Linked DNA regions of Homo sapiens: region 2 is linked to region 1. The links are chromatin loops, found by intact Hi-C in ENCODE. Cell type or tissue: dorsolateral prefrontal cortex. All regions are shown on one strand. Each heading gives the region's core, and the rest is flanking DNA. Links, peaks and the distances in the headings are about the cores only. Region 1 overlaps LINC01811 (long intergenic non-protein coding RNA 1811). Region 2 overlaps LINC01811 (long intergenic non-protein coding RNA 1811).

Region 1 (8,341 bases), core at 43-8,042:
CCAGCTACTCAAGAGGCTAAGGTGAAAGGATCACATAAGCCCAAGAGTTTGAGGCTGCAGTGAGCTGTGATCATGCCACTGCCCTCCAGTCAGGGCAACAGAGTGACACCCTATCTCAAAAATAAATAAATGAATAAATAAGGAATTTGTTCTTTTTTGAGATGGAATCTCGCTCTGTTGCAACCTCTGCCTCCCCAGTTCAAGCGATTCTCCTGCCTCAGCCTCCTGAATAGCTGGGATTACAGACGCGCACTACCATGCCCGGCTGATTTTTGTATTTTTAGTAGAGATGGCGTTTCACCATGTTGGCTAGGCTGGTCTCGAACTCCTGACCTCAAGTGATCCGCCCACCTTGGCCTCCCAAAGTGCTGGGATTATAGGCGTGAGCCACCGTGCCCAGTCAATAAGTTGTTCTTTATATGATCAAAGAACAGGACAGGCTGGCAGGCTTAGAATCACCTGGGAAGAAGCTTAGAAATCCAGACTCTCAGGTCTAATTCAGAATATCTGGGATGAGGCCCCTGAATCTATAGTTTTAATTAGCTTATCCAAGTGACTGGTGATGCAGCCAAGCTTGGGATCTATTTATGGAGAAGAACCTAGTATGCTATTAAACTGCTAAGCTAGAGGGAAGCAAAGGAAAAAGGAGGAGAAAGAGAGAAGGAAAGAACTAGAAGGTGATGAGAGATGAGGTGACAGCTGCCAGCATCCTCTCCAGCCTTCCTGGTACAGATTGCTGCCAGGTCTGTAGCAGGCATGGAATTCACAAAGAGAACTGGTGAAGCAATTTGCAGCCCAGTTGTCTAGGAGCCCAGTAATTAAAGGATGTCGTGGACCCCTTTCACCGACCCCCGAACTTACCCAATATAAAGTGACTTAGATTTTGATTCCAGAAGAAGTTTTAAAAATATCAGGCAGTGCTGTTTCTATATATAAAAAGTCTGTCGTTAAGGAAACATGTCTCAAATAAAGCTCCTTTTAACAAAATAAAAGTCCTCTGCATTCACCAGCAACATTTCATAAAAAGAGAAGGAAACAAGCTGTGAGAAAGATGATAGCTCTGGGGGAAAAATAAAATGTGCATAACCTTTGTACCCAGATTAGCATGCCACTGCCACATTTCTAGAATCACCAAGCAAGTTTTTCCCTCCTTCTACCAGGCTCAAAATCAGAATTTCTTGTTTGCATCATAAAAAAGTGGGGATTAGCCTTTGAAAATGACATTTTCCTTATTTTATGTATTATAGGCACCTGGTAAATGGTCTTCACTAGCTGTCAGGGTCTTCTGGAATATGGATGTGTATATCTGTGTCTCTGTGTGTGTGTTTGTCTGCATCTGTGTGTCTGTGTGTGTGTGCCAAAGAATGGTTCTTTGACTACTCATAGAACGAGAAATATGGCAGTCCTCTCTCTCTCTGAGAAAATGATTTCTCTACCCCAGGACTAAGATGACCCTGGTTCCTTCCTTTTACACCCTGGGATGCCTATTGGTACCTGCAAGGATGTAGCAGAATAGCACTGGGCTTGGAATCAAAAGATCTGGATTTCAGGCTGTGTTTGCCGGTGGACAAATCACTCAGCCTTCTCATCCCTGCTTTGGGAAAATTTTACTTGTCTTGATCTCACAAGGAAGTCGTGAGGACACCATGAAGGTATAACTGTGTGCTTTGTAAACTCCAAAGCAGGATGCAAGTGTGTTATTTTTATTGCTGGATAAATTGTGTTTTACTGTCTCAAACACTTTTACCCTGAAGGGTTCTCATCCCCTGTGACAATTTGAGGAAACCTTCCCTGGGTGTCCCTAGGCATCATTAGCCATAGGATAACACGTATGGAAAATGTGCCAGGCACTATGCTGAGTGCTATGTTCATTTACCTCATTTACTTAAAACAGCCCCGAGATAGGTCTTGTGATCTCATCTTTCAGAGAGGAAACAGACTCAAGAAGGCTGGGTAACTGTTCCCAGGGTCACGTAGGCAGTAGGCAGATGAGAGAATAGTGATTCTTATTTCTGTGATTCCACAGCTGGTGCTGTCCCCATGAGGCATCATGGTCTGTGCTCATTGTCACCACTTTGTAAGGTACTTTCCTGAGGGCTTGTCTGCCTTCCCATGGCTCTTGCCTGGTTATTCTTAACCTTTGAAGGCTGAATCAACATATGTGCTCAATTAATTGTATTATCTCATTCAATGTGTGAGGAAGAGTGGATTTGTGGGCTGCCACAATGAGTCACTTTTCATTGCCATTTTCCACACTCTAGAATGCCCATAATGTGATGCAGAATTGTTTTCCCAATGCAGTCAAAATTCTCAAGTGTGTGTGTGTGTGTGTGTGTGTGTGTGTGTGTGTGTGTGTGCACGTGCGCATGCGCGCGCACGCGCTATCAGACTGATTGCTATGTTCATCAAGGTCATTGATTCTCTCATCTATCCAACAATTGACGTAAGATTCTAAAGAAGCACCCCTTTGTTCTAGAAATACAATTTTATAAGTCTGAAAAAGCCAGCATTTGCATGGTGTTAAACTTAAAAATCTCTGTAATCAATGCTAATTTGACATGATGAAATGCAGCACTTTCCATCTCAAAGCTCTTTGCAAAAATTAATTACCAATTAATCTAAAACTTTAGAGCATTATTTATTATCTGTACACTCAGAACTTGAAAATATTTACATTTCAAAGCATGACATGTAAAACTATTCTATTATGTTTTAAAGTGGAAAAAAAAGTTCAAATTCTCAGAAAAGGACAAATCACAAGTACATCAGTGAAATCAAACTACCAGATTATTCTGAGAACTGTTAATATCTCCCTGGAAAATGCTATACAAATATCCAGTTGGAATCTTGCTGAAGGCATTTCTCTGAAGTAATAATGCTAATCAGTCTAGAGCAGTGAACTCTGACATGAGACAGTGAGCTGCTCTGCCCTTCCTTTCAGAATCCAAGGGGTTTTATTCATAGCTACTCCCTGAAATAGTGCTTGGTGGAAAGGAGGCAAATTGGATTGTCTCAACAGATAAATGAATCATTACATCAGAATGAGGGGGCGGTAGGGCAGGAGGAAAAAGAGAAATGGAAGGATGGGAGGGAAGGAGCAAGGAAAGGGAAGAAAAGAAAGAAGTAAGAAAAGAAGGGAGAAAAGGAGGAAAGAAAAGGAGGAAGAAGGGAAGAAGGGGGGACAAAGGGAGAGAAGGAAGGCAGGAAGGAGGGAAGGCAGGAAGGCAGGTTGCATAGAGTTGGTTTGAGATTAAAGGTACAATGCTTAATACTCTTAAAAGCAGGGACCATTTCTGCAGAAGAAATATGAACTGCAAAGACTTACTAGGTCTTAACTTTCATTTTAAGATATTAAAAGTAAACTCTTTTCCAAGACAACAAAATAAGTCTGTGGACTTCTGCCTCATCCAAAACAAGCCTCTCTTTAGCCCCACCTGGTGGCCCTTCTCCCTTCAAACTGTAAGTTAGGCTATGAGCTATAAAAATTTGCAGAAAATCCATGTACAACAACCCTAGGCTTGAGGCACACAATTACCTGGGAAGATTTTTCTAGAAACTGATCAGAGAGCATATTTGTCCACAATTCAGCTATCTCTCTGTTGCTCCCTCCATTCCTCCCTCACCACCTCCCTGTGCTACAAATTGTGGTTACAATTTATTTCGAAGCTGACAACAGAGCTAAAAGCCCAGATGACACCCCTAACACCTCCTTATGGGAAGGTGGTGCAGTCTGAGCAGGCATGAATTCATAGCACAGTGGGAACAAGTCTGTCATACCCAGGCTGTGAAAAATCCTCTGAATTTCCACAACGGAGGGAAGCAAACTGGCTGAACAGAGGCATAAAATGGACTTTGAAAGAAGAAGGTGCATCCTAGCTCTGAGATGGAGTACTGGGACAGCTTTCAGGGAGGATGTGTCTTAGCAATAGTAGCTCATGTGTTATTAGGGGCTTTCTTAGGTAGACATATTGATTGATTAATATTTACCCACAGGATCTGTACTGCAGTTAGGAGAAAGAATGGAGAAATTCACAGAGTTTCAAAGGTGCCATTCCTTCCGGAAACATCAATACCTTAAACTGTGTAACCCTGGACCTCTAGAGGGTCCCAGGTCTCGGAGGACAAGGTGAGGGTATGACTGCTGGCTATAAAAAGCTTGCCAGCTTCACCATGAACTTCCACACTGTTGCCCAGCCTCTATGTCCCTGGCCAGCTGACCCTGCAGGCCTGCTTCTCTTTGTACTAAAGCTCTGTCAGCAACACTTCTGTGCAGAGGGAGCTGGCACAGCAGCGAGCTGACAAATATCATTTTAAATTAAATAGTATATTTTAAAATGTGTTTCACATGTTAAAGGCACAGATGGTGAGGTGTCCATGCCTTAGGAGACAGCTGTGCTGAGGAGAAAACAGGTGTGGATTGCGGTTCATCCTCACACCAGCTTCCTGGCATGGTTTCCTCTGAGCAGCCAAGCTACCTGATCCACCTCCAGGCCCTTGGGCTGGGGATCTTGCTGGCAAAGATCTAGCCCACCTGGACCATACCAGAGGAGTTTCTGGTCTTGAGCTGGGGTTACTTCCAACTAAAAATACGATGCAAAACCATTTTACAACACCAAGGATACAGCTTTGTTCTTACTTATCTTTTTTGTGATGCTTGATATTATTGTTTAGGATCATTTTTGTTGTTGTGAATTTTTTTATTGCTTTGGTTAGTTTTGCAAGAAGGATACAAGTGAAAAAAGAGCAGGAGCAATGTGATATATATTCAGCTGATCAAATGTCCAGATTTTTCAGAGATCCCCAGCCTTTGGGGATCACTGAAGCCAAGTTCCCCTCCTTACGTAATCCCCATATTAACCTAAAGTGGCGACTCTCAAAGTGAAGGTCCCTGGATCTATGGCATTAGATGTTGGAAATGCAAATTCTCAGGCCCCATCCCAGACCTACTGAATCAGAAGAAACTCAGGAGTGGGGCCCACCCATCTGTGTTCTAACAAATCCTCCAGGTGATTTTGATTCTCTTCAAGACTGAGAACCACTGGCCTATGCTATCTACTGCAGGTTTGTTCACAGGGAGACAGGGAGATAATGTCCTGGCCTGGCCTATTCCAACACCCTGAGTTTAAAGGGATCTATTTCCTATAGTGAAACTAACTTACTGATTCAGTTCCTTTGTCTCTTGGGAGCTCCTTGGCATATTTGCATCCCTGGAACTCTGGTTCATGGCTGGGTCTGTATTTCTGCATTTGTAGGGGGAGGGCCAGATCTGAAATTGTGATGAGGGTACCAAGGTAATGCCATCTTCTAACTCAGTCCTAAATGCCTTCTTCCCAACTTATCCCACAGCAGGTTCTGTGCTCATAGAGAACAATGAGTCAGGTTTGGCCCATGGCTCAGTGGGAGTTCACAGTACAGTGGCGGAGACAACCTTGGAAACAGACTCTTGTAATGCAAACTGATTAGTGCTGTAGAGAGGCCTGAGCCAAGTGCCTGGGCACATAAAATAGCCCTAGGGAATACAAGAACACAATTCTCCCTTAATTTCTCCAGCCCTGGCAGAGACCCAGCATCCCAGACAGGCAAAAGGTATAGAAAATAAATATCTTCCTACATAATATTGTTCTCTGTTTCTTCTTTGTGAAAAGGACAGCTACAATGCCTAGTGTGGGGCATGCCACCTGGACCCCGGGAAGCAGTTAAGCAAAGGAGGCAAAGCAGCCTCCTTAGCTATCCCAGCAGTGCAATCTAGCTCTCTCTGAAGCTCCAGGGGGTACATTTGCAAGGAAAGGGAAAGCTTATCTATTCCTTTTTTACCCTTAAGAAGCAACAGTTGAAACCAAATTTCTAGAATTCTATGACAAAAGTCACCTCAGCCTGAGGTCTTACCACTCTCCTTTTGGCATGTTTCTTAAAATTCATCACCACTACTGTATAGTAATGACAAAGCCAGGATCCCTACCCATGCTAACCTCAGCAGAGGGGCCCATCGCCACCACTCTGACCTCTGCCAAAGGCCAGGGAGCTTTTTCTATCATCCACATTGACTCACCTGAAAGTGTCCAACACCCAGAATTCCACAGGACTCTGCCTGGGAGCTCTGGGTCTGTGACTCTGGAGGACTTCTATCTTCCCCGTTCGGGTTCCACCATTTATGAGCAAGGGCCTTCACTTCTCTGAGCCTCCCTGTATCTGCACTGAAAATGGAGCAGTCCATTCCTGCCAACCTAAGGGCAATGTGGTAAGGATATAATGAGACATCTATAGTATGGAGCCTGGCCCTGGTGTGGTTTGGTAAATGATAGTATTAGGAAAGCAATTTACAATGAGGATGTTGGTCTAGAGACTCTCTAACCAATTTAAAAGATTACATGGGATCATGGCACTGTGTCCTCTGTCTGGCAGTGCAAATTCTCTGTTCTCTGCCTGATGATCACCTGAGACACACTGCTTCATGACCATAAGAAGCTCCAACTCAGGGCAAAAACAAACAAACAAACAACTAGAACTAAGGAATGGTGAGCCAAAACGGCAATAAGTCCAAAGTGTAGAAGAAGAAACCAGCTCTGACTGTGGCATGGGGAAGTTATCTACTTCACTGATTTCATCTCACCATCAGTGAACAAGAGCACAGGCTGCACTTCGTCTTGCGCTGGCTGAGCAGAGGGTGGAATCTAGCTGCCCAGCCTCATTCTGACCACCAAGGCTCTTTAGCATGTCCAGTGCCTACAAAATAGTAGTATAGAGGACTACGAGGGGCCAAGAGGGGACTAGAGTTGCTGTGGCATCAACTTCTGGGCATGAAACCCCATCACAATCGCTGACCCCTTTACAATGGCTAAACCAAGACTGACTAAAGCTTCATAGTCACCAAAGAGACAGTGTCATGTTGCTGGGGCCCAGCTGGAGGTACCAACCCAGTGCTGGAGAGAGACCTTATTCCTGGAAGCCTAGAGAATCAGACTGTGTAGGAAAGAAACCATAGACTCCACAGTCACCCAGGGAACTCTCCTGGAAAGTTACGAGAGAAAGCAGGAGAAAACAATGCACTAAGGACTCTCCTATGCTGAACAATACTGTCCAATTAGTACTATTACTATCCCTAGTTTACACCTGAGGGAGCTGAGGCTGAGAAAGGTCAGGCAATTGCCCAAAGCAACATAGCTGGCAAGCGACAGAGGCAGAGCCCAGTGTCCTAAGTTTCCATAGAGACCACCAAACTATCCCCTTTCCTGCTGCACTCAGCAGAGTCAGTAGAAAGGTCGTGATCCCATGCCCTTTTAAAGGAAAGCAGCCCCTAGGAATACTCTGGTGCCTGGATGGGTGAGAATGTGCTTGAAAGATGGATTAAGAAGCCAGGACACTTTGGGCTTAAAACTCAGCTCTGCCACTTACATTCCTCATTTCTTTCTATCCTGGGTCTGCCAAAATGTAAGAAAAGTTTTCACATTTTTTTACCAGTTTTTCTCACCCATGACCACCCTGTCTCAAAATGATTATGCAACAGCCCAGAGTCCCCCATTCCAAAATTCTTTGCAAAGAGCAAGATTTCCCTCGCTATTTCTGAATTCATCCACACCTCTATTTCTCTCTCTTTCTCTAATTCTCCCTTCTCCCTACTTCTTTTTTTTCTCCCCTTCCTCCCTCAGTGGTTTTCTTTATTCTTCTTGCCACCATCTTCATCATCTCTACCCCCATTAGCTCCCTTTCCTCTGCTTCTCTCTTTTGCCACTCTCTCCCCGCATTTCCTCTCCCTTACTCCCTCCCCGTGTTCACTCATAAGACCAAGAGCTAAAATAAAAAGTCAAAACAACCCACAGTGTCTCAAATGACCTGGAGTGCCTCATCCTTACACATAAGCCCTCACCATAAACCTGGACCTGGTTCCTTACAGCTGCCCAATTAAAGCACCAAGGGAGGTTTTGTCTGGAGATGGTTTTATAGTGTTTGCTAAAGGGGGTAGTTGTGTTTTGTCTCCATGCCAAAATGAAGCAAACCTTTTTGGAACAGGAAGTCCAAAATAAAAATCCCAGCCAGCCCCTCTTAGTATTGTTCTGCATGCCAGCAACTTGATGCTTTTTCAGTGTGGGAGGAGAGAAACTACAAATGCCACCCTCCATACTGGCGCAGGCTTCCTCCTGGCCAGCGTACTCAGCAAGGTAAGGGCAGCTTTGAACAGGAGACAGCAAAACAATAGGAAAACTAGGCTTGGAGCCTTCGACCCAGACACAGAGGCTAAAAATGACTTCTACCCACACAGGTAGTGTTATTCAGCATAAAGGGGACGGGAGGGAGCTGAAGGCTTTGTAAAGAGATGGCTTAGAAAAGGGGGAGGAGTGAGCTA
Region 2 (8,341 bases), core at 9-8,008, 130 kb before region 1:
TTTAGTGCACCCATCACCTCAGTAGTGTACATTGAACCTAATGTGTAGGTTTTTTTTTTTCAATCCCTAGCCTGCCTCCCACATTCCCCATTTGGAGTCTCTAAAGTTTATTATATCACTCTGTATGCCTTTGCTTACTCATAGCTTAGCTCCCACTTATAAGTGAGAACACATGGTTTTTGAGTTTCCACTCCTGTGTTGCTTCACTTAGAATAATGGCCTCCAGCTCCATCCAAGTTACTGCAAAAGACATGATTTCATTCCTTTTAATGGCTGAGTGATATTCCATGCTGTCTATGCACCACATTTTCTTTATCCACTCATTAGTTGATAGGCACTTATGTTGGTTTCACATCTTTGCAATTGTGAATTGTGCTGCTATAAATATACATGTGCAAGTATCTTTTTCATATAATGACTTCTTTTTATCTGGGTAGATACCCAGTAGTGAGATTGCTGGATTGAATAGTAGATCTACATTTAGCTCTTTAAGGAATCTCCATACTGTAGAAAATGTAACTCTTATACACTGTTGGTGTGAATGTAAATTTCTATAGCCATTCTGGAAAACAGTGTAGACATTTCTCAGATAAACTAATAACAGAAATACCAGAAAATCCAGTAATCCTTCTACCAGGTATTTATCCAAAGGAAAGGAAATCAGCATATTAAAGGGATACTTGCACCTTCAAGTTTATTTCAGCACTGTTCACAATAGCAAAATTATGGAATCAATCCAAGTGTCCACCTTTGGATGAAAGAATAAAGACAAGGTGGTACACATACACAGTAGAATACTCTTTGGCCATAAAAAAAAGACGAAATCCTGTCATTTGCAGCAACATGGATGAAACTGGAGGTCATTATGTTAAGTGAAATAAGCTAGGCACAAAAAGACAAATATTGCATGTTCTCACTCATATGTGGGAAATAGAAAACTTGCTATCATGGAGGGAGATGTAGAATGATAGTTACCCAATATTGGGGAGGGTGTCTGTGTGGAGATTTGGGAGTGGGAGCATGAAGAAAGATTGGTTAATGGGTACAAACGTACAGTTAAATAGAAGAAATAAGTTCCAATATTTGATAGCAGAGTGGGGTGACTATAATTTTTAAAATATATTATATATTTCAAAACTGCTAGAAGAGGGGACTTGAAATGTTCCCAACACATAGGAATGATAAATAGTCAAGATGATTACTATAAATACCCTGACTTGATCATCACATATTCTATGCATGTAGCAAAATACTACATCTATACCATGAAAAGGTACAAACATTATATATTAATAAAAATGTTTAATGTTATTAGAGCTAAGCCTTAAAGAATGAGCTTAATTTGAACAGACATGAACAAAGTTCCTATAATTTCAACTCAGATTATTTGTTTTTTTAATATTCATTTTATTACATAAGTAAATCATGTTTATTACACGGAATGTGAACAATACAGAAATATTGAGATAAAAATAATCGTCTTTTTAAATTTAACCAACCAGAATGAATTCAACGTGAACACATTTCCAGCAGGTGTTCAGTTTTTGTTTTGGTTTGTTTTGGTTTTTGCATCATTTGCATTAGTAAGATATGTATTCACACAATTTTGCCTCAGTGCCCTGCAGATATTTTTATTTATTTCCTGTTTATTTCCTGGTATCTATTACTGATAACAACAGTCTGCCTTTTGTCTGATACTGACTTTTTAAAATAATCTGTCTCTTCTGCCTGATAACTTTTAGAACTTTCCCATGATACATGAATGTTGTAATTTCATTACTGTGTGTCTAGGGTGAAATTTCAAATTCTTCCATTCTTCAACTTCTCTTTCTTAGCCCTCAACTCTTTTTCTATCTCTGCTGTATTCTGGATGACTTCCTCTGATAATCTTTCTGTTTTACTTATTCACTTCTTAATCCTGTGTAGTCTGCTGATTAAAGTGTCCTTAAAGTTTCCTCCATACCCATACCAATATTTTTTGTTTCTGAAACTAGCTATTTTTCCCCAAGTTTTTCCGTCCTCTTCCATTATCTCCATTTTTATGGATTCTATCCTTTTTTAAACTTTCAATATTTTCAACATACTTATATTAAAGTACTTTTTCAGCTGATTTTATTACTTCTACTTTCTTGGGCATGAACGCTCTATTTGTTGCATCTGCTAGACTTACCTCTCATAGTGGTGTTTTTCAGTGTTTTGTGATATTTTCTCCTCAGCTTATCTTCAATTGGAATTTTCTTCAGTGAGCCCTGGGTTATGAAGCCCTCCTTGGGGGGATGTTTCCTAGAGACTTTCAGCTGGGGTCATGTGCATTCACCGGTTCTGGACTTTCTCATTTAGTCCTCAGCTCAGGTTTCCTTTGCCACAGGGCAATTCTGCTCAGGGCATGGCCTCACTGATAAATCTGAGCCCACCCTAGAAAAGAATAGGCAGCAAATTTTCTGCCAGGACTGCACAGTCCACCATTCTGACCAATATATTTGCATGTGTTTAAATTTTCCATCCTGCCTTTTATCCCTTAATGTTTGCAACATGAGTATTTAAATAGCGGCCCTTTTACCTGGAGCCTCCGGAACTTTAGGACATAAAAATAGGATCAGCTAAAGTTTGAAAATCTTGTGTTTTTGCATTTTTCCTGAGGCAAGAGTCCAGAGCTTTCATCACATTCACAAAGAGATCTAAGACTGAAGAAAGCTTGAAAATAACTATTTTAAACAGCCTTGAATGTCTCCTAAATTCATTTTAGCCCCTGGTATTATATCAAGAGCTACAGATCTAAGTTTTGAAAAATTCCTTCCACGTATTTTCTAGTGTAGGTCAGAGCTGAGAGAAAAATGTTCCAGCTGGTGTGGGTGGTACCAGCACATGCTTCTCTGAGAAGATTTCTTTATTGGAATTCATGCAAATATATTTTGGGTTTGAGGGAGCTGGGAGAGAGGATGTCTAGACAGTCAGCCCAACAAGTGTGGACGCCTTAACCAAGCAATAGGTAACCAGAGCCCTCCCCTTCTCTATACCCTTCATCCTATACCCCTAACCTCATGAAACCTAAAAGCACAGAAATACTATCAAATAAATGGAATATATATATATGTGTTTGTGTGTGCATGTGTGTGTGTGTGTGTGTATATATATCAGCACATAAAATAACATCACAAAAAATAATTTCAAGACGAAAAGTATGACTAGAGAAAAAGGAAGTCACTGTCTAATGATAAAAGGCCCAATTCGCCAAGTAGAAATAACAATTTCAAACTTAATGAACCAAAAAATTACCTCACGATATTAAAAAAAAACAAAACTTGACAGAACTACAAGAACAATTTGGCAAATCCATCATCATAAAAAGAGGTTTTGACAATTGAACACCGATAAGTGGCATCTATAATTGTGCCTTCACAAATAGTATCTGACCACAGTACTGATCACAAATGGAGGTTCAGTGAAGGGAATTTTCCCAAAGTCACACACAGCCAGTAGGTGGCCAAACTTTGATTCAAATCCAGGCTCACCTGACTCCAAAGTCAAACCACTTTCCAGTAGAGCTTGCTAGTAAGAACTAGGAAAGGGATTGCAAAAGAGATATTATACTTTAATATACATAATTCACTAGGTTGACTATTTTTCCTCTCCTCAGCAGCAGTTACTTGCTATTTTTCCCCACCTGTTAATTACTCGGGTTTGTGTGGGGGCGGATTTGGCTTCCCGCGGCAGCCCAGGCAGGTTGTCACACTGTCAAGGATTCCTCCATTAACAAGCTGTCAATGCACTGCCAACAGCCACCATTTGGTTTGTTCAGGGAGAGGGAGCTCTGGTGTGGAGACTTGGCTCTATCATTTAGAGGAATTAAAAAAAATAAGGCAAGAGGCAGATGTCTTCCAGTCTGTTCTTCCACAACAGATTCAGGGATATGGCGTGGGTTTGCACTGGGAGGAGGAGAGAATAAGGCTTTTAAAATAAGTGCCAAGAAATAAAAAGCTAAGCATAAAGGAATGAAAGGCGAGAATGATGCACTTAAAAATGTAGTCTTTCCTTTCCTCCAGACTTCCCATAGGACGAGTTTCTAAATAACACTAAAAGTGGACTTTTCAAACTCAAACTTTAAAAATGGTTAAAAAGCCATGGTTTAGATTTTTAAAGTGAAAGGTGCCATTTGCCTGCAACCTTTTCAAAGTCACCCTAATGAAATATTGGGAAAATTTTCCAGTCCACAGAGGCACTTTCTGAAGCCTCTGTCCTTTCTGTTAATTAGCACAATTAACCTCTAAGCTGGCAAGCCCCTCTGGCTCGCCACTAACAGGCCCACAGAAATGTCAGATTTTCAAAGGGCTTCACATAAGTGAATGGCAAAGTCCACCTTTTGAGCAACTACATTTAGAGCTGGGGGTCTCCATGAAAATCTTTTTTCTGCACCTGTAGACTGCACTCCTGACTCCTTACCTACAACTTCCAGCACCTGTGCTCACTGACATGCACTTGAATTCTCTCCAACCAATGAGATTTCACAACCAGCTCAGCAGAAAGCTTGTTTCCAAAAATTATATCAAAGCTGCCTTTGTTGTAAAAGTGAGATTTCAGTACTTAGATTACAGAAAATTAAGAAATACATCCACCTTTCCCTTTCTACTCCCTTTTTAGTGCACTGCGAGAAATAACATTATTGTTCAGGCCCAATGAGTCAGTCAAAACATAACATTAATTTGTGGTGAGGACTTTAGTTGGCTTAAGAAAAAAGAAAAGTCAATTAACCTGGCCTAGACCATCACTGAAGATATAAAAAAATGGTCTTTCGGCAGAGGAGTGGGATGCATGTTTGGAGGTTATATAGACATCATGAGCAATGGGAAAAAGGGAAAAGACTTGAAGATCTCCAAGCATCAGCATTGATTCAGCAGGATTCATTCCAAGCATCAGAGAGACTCCCCTCAAAAAGAACCTGAAAGGCAAACAAACAATTCAAGTTTTCCCCACATCTCAACTCTAGCTGTGTGCTATCTCACCCCCACCACAACCCCTCCAACCCACAGGCTGTCTCCTTGGAAACTCCTATTGGATTTTCTCCTATGGGATTTTCAGTTCCAAGCAAAAAAGAAAGCAAAGTGTTAGGTTTCAATCAGGCAGTAACCAAAGGTGGTTCCCCTTTAGCAGTGAGTGCTAAGAATCTTAAAAGCAACACTTTCAGAAATATTATTCCAGTGTCTTCTAATCTCAGCTATGTTATAGAACAGAGATTGGAAAACTAAAGCCTATGGGTCATATCTAGTCTGTCACCTAGTTGTGTAAATAAAGTTTCATGGAAACACAGTCATACTCATTTGTTTACATATTGTTTATGGCTGCTTTTGTCCTGCAACAGTAAAACTAATAGTTATAACAAAGACTATATGGCCTACAAAGCCTGAAGTATGTACTACCCTTTACAGGAAAAATCTCTGGGTTCAAAACACCTGTAAACTCTGGATAAAATGCTCAAAATAAATTTTTAAGGGAGGGGTGAGATGGCAAGAAAATTAGTCAAAAATGACCCCCCAAAAAAGAAGTCACAAAAGTGAGTGAGCACTTAAGCTAGTGAATGGCCTTGACGATACAGGATCGTCATACAAAGAAACCTGCAATCAGTGACACCCACAAAACCTGGAGCCCTAAAGAGTGACAACCCCACCAGGCAAACTAGCAAAGAACCTATCTCAAAAAGAGTGACAGTAAGGAAGTTTGCCTCATTTAGCCTTGTTTCTGAGTAAAGGGGAAACAAGTCGCCCCTAAGAATTTATAACCACTACCCAACCCTCAGGCAAAATTGGAGCTAAAATTCACACTGTCAATGTGGCATAAAAACAACCAAGCCAAAAGTTAACTTAAACTAATCAAGATTGGTAGTATCCCCACGGCTCAGCAAGAGCTCATGCAAGTCCTCTTTGGAGGAATGCACGTTACATACAAGCCTTAAGAAATTTCAACTTATAATGTTTGATAATAAGGGATATGAGCTCACAATCAGAATTACTTAACACATGAGAAAAATAAGCCACTTGGGGTCAGTAAACAACAAAATCAATTCTACCAATAACAGCAGCAATAATAATAAAAACAGCTAACACTTGTATAGGTTACTCTGTAGTGTGCTAGATACTTGTCTTAAGAAATTTATATTTATGGAAGCATTTAATCTTCAAAATAATCCAGTGAGTAACAATTACTTTATCTTTATTTGCCAAATGAGCAAAGTAAAGCACAGCATCTTCAGATTTTAGAATGATTAGATTCACATAGAATCTAAAACATATGTGTGTAATACATTTGAGGAAATAAATGTCATTAAAATCATGTCTCAAAATGACCCAGCATATTTGAAAGACTCAAAGAGAACTTGTAGAAATGAAAAATACAATAAATGAAAATAAAAACTCAGAAGGTAGTTTAAATCACATATTAGACCCAGTTGAAGCATGAATTATTGAACTAGAAATAGTCCCAGAATGACAAGAGAATTACTCAATTGAAAGATAGATGCCAAAAAAAAAAAACAAAATGAAAAAACCTACAATGTAGCATAGAGATAAAAAGTATAATCAGAGATAATGAGACCTAAGACATGCCTAACTGGAATTTTAAAAGGAAATAATAGGCTGGTAGATAGATAATATTTGAAGGGCTAATGACTTAATATTTTACAGAATTGATAAAAGACATAAGTTCTCTAATCATTAATTAGGATAAATAAAAAGAGCCCCATGCCAAGACACAATGTAATGAATCTGCCAAACACCAAGAAACAAACAAAGTCTTTAAAGGTACCCAGAGAAAACCAGATTACCTCCAGAGTCATGACATCTAGACTGATGGCTGACTCCCAGTAGTAATGGTGGAATCCATTTAAAGTACTAAAATAAAAGAGCTGTCAATGAGGAATTTTATAACCATCAAGGCAATATTTTTTAAATGCAGGTAAGATAAAGACAGTTACGGACAAACAAAACATGGGTTAGCTTCCAACAGACATTTAATAACATAATTCCTAAAGAATATACTTTAGTAATATTTATAATATTTTTAATAAAGTATATTCTTTAGAAATAAGAAAGAAGAAAATAATTTCAAATGGAAGGTTAGAGATCTACTAATGAATAGTGAGCAAAGAAAATAATTAAAACGTGGATAAATCTAAACACATTTAATTGTAAAAACAATGATAGCAATGTCCCTTTTGCGTGTTAAAATGTGAATAAAATACAAAAAAGTTTTTAGGTAAAAATATATAGATTCTGGGAGAGTATTTGAAAATTAAATATTTCAAATTTTCTACATTTTGGGGAAAAAGGCAATTTTAAAATTTATTTTAGACTTTATTAAATTACATACATGGTAAAAACTTAGAGGTACCAATTAAATAAAATAAATGGAATTTTAAACCTCCAAAATAATTCAAGAAAACTAAGGAAATCATGAGGGTGGGGGGAACCTCACTTGATTCAAAGGAAAAAGAAATTTAAAGCTAGACAAATGGAAAGTGTAAAATAAGAGAATGGGAATAAATCCAAATATATCAGTAATCACTGTGAATGGAAATTGACTAACCCTACCAGTTAAAACATATAGTAAAACTAGATAAAAATATACCTAAAACATGAGGGTGAAGAAAAGCTGTGAATTAAATGTATAAAAACAATGTATTAAGCAAATATCAGCACATAAAACAGTATCACACAAAATCAGATTTAAGGTAGAAAGCATTATTTGTTATCAAGGAGGTTGCTTCATAATGATTTTTAAAAACTCAATACTCCTTCCAAGAAGATATCACAATTTCAAACTTTTATACACTTAAAAAACATAGGCTCAGAATATAAAACTCAAAATTTGATAGAACTACCCAAAGAATTAGATAATTCCAAAGCATGAGATTTTAACACACCTCTTCCCATAATCAACAAGTAGGAAACAAAGTCAAATAAAGAAGATTACGACATTATAAATAACAAATTTCATCTAATGAACTTATAAAATGGATTTACATGTAATACACATGGAAGACATTTATAATAAATTTATTATTTATGTGCTACAGCCCAAAACTGACGTACATACATTGTTTTCAAGAATTGTTTCACTGGCAGTTAAATGGTAAGAGTTCATCTGTTTAAAAAGATGTTGAAAGTAATTGCAGCAGAAAATTATGATGGCTAGAATTAACATAGTGGTAATGTGGACAAATAGAGGTGAACAATTTTAAAAGAGATCAAGGAGGAATATTCATAGGACTTGGTGATTGATTAAATGTTGAGTACAAGAGACAGGAGGAGACAAGGAAGAGATCCAGTCTCCAGATTGAAAAAAAATGTGC

The links. A loop is a pair of places that touch in the nucleus more often than their neighbours do. Peaks named below come from ENCODE experiments on the same cell type or tissue, not always from the same donor. Only the 100,000 strongest peaks of a DNase experiment are listed, where the experiment ranks them.
Region 2: a loop joins it to region 1, with 5 times the contacts of the local background. A loop is called at or near these places in 2 of 110 quality-filtered maps.

Annotation. Positions count from the first base shown.
Region 1 is chr3:34,255,889-34,264,229 of GRCh38, reverse strand. The region is part of intron 2 of LINC01811 (long intergenic non-protein coding RNA 1811); the gene reads right to left. Among named protein-coding and RNA genes, the nearest start is that of LINC01811, 100 kb to the right of the region's middle. In dorsolateral prefrontal cortex, for the core only: a CTCF peak has its summit at 3,433 (motif pointing left); DNase peaks (open chromatin) are centred at 3,439 and 4,299; H3K27ac peaks cover 7,140 bases.
Region 2 is chr3:34,383,486-34,391,826 of GRCh38, reverse strand. The region is part of intron 6 of LINC01811 (long intergenic non-protein coding RNA 1811); the gene reads right to left. Among named protein-coding and RNA genes, the nearest start is that of LINC01811, 230 kb to the right of the region's middle. In dorsolateral prefrontal cortex, for the core only: no CTCF peak of the experiment used is centred there; a DNase peak (open chromatin) is centred at 3,746; H3K27ac peaks cover 1,928 bases.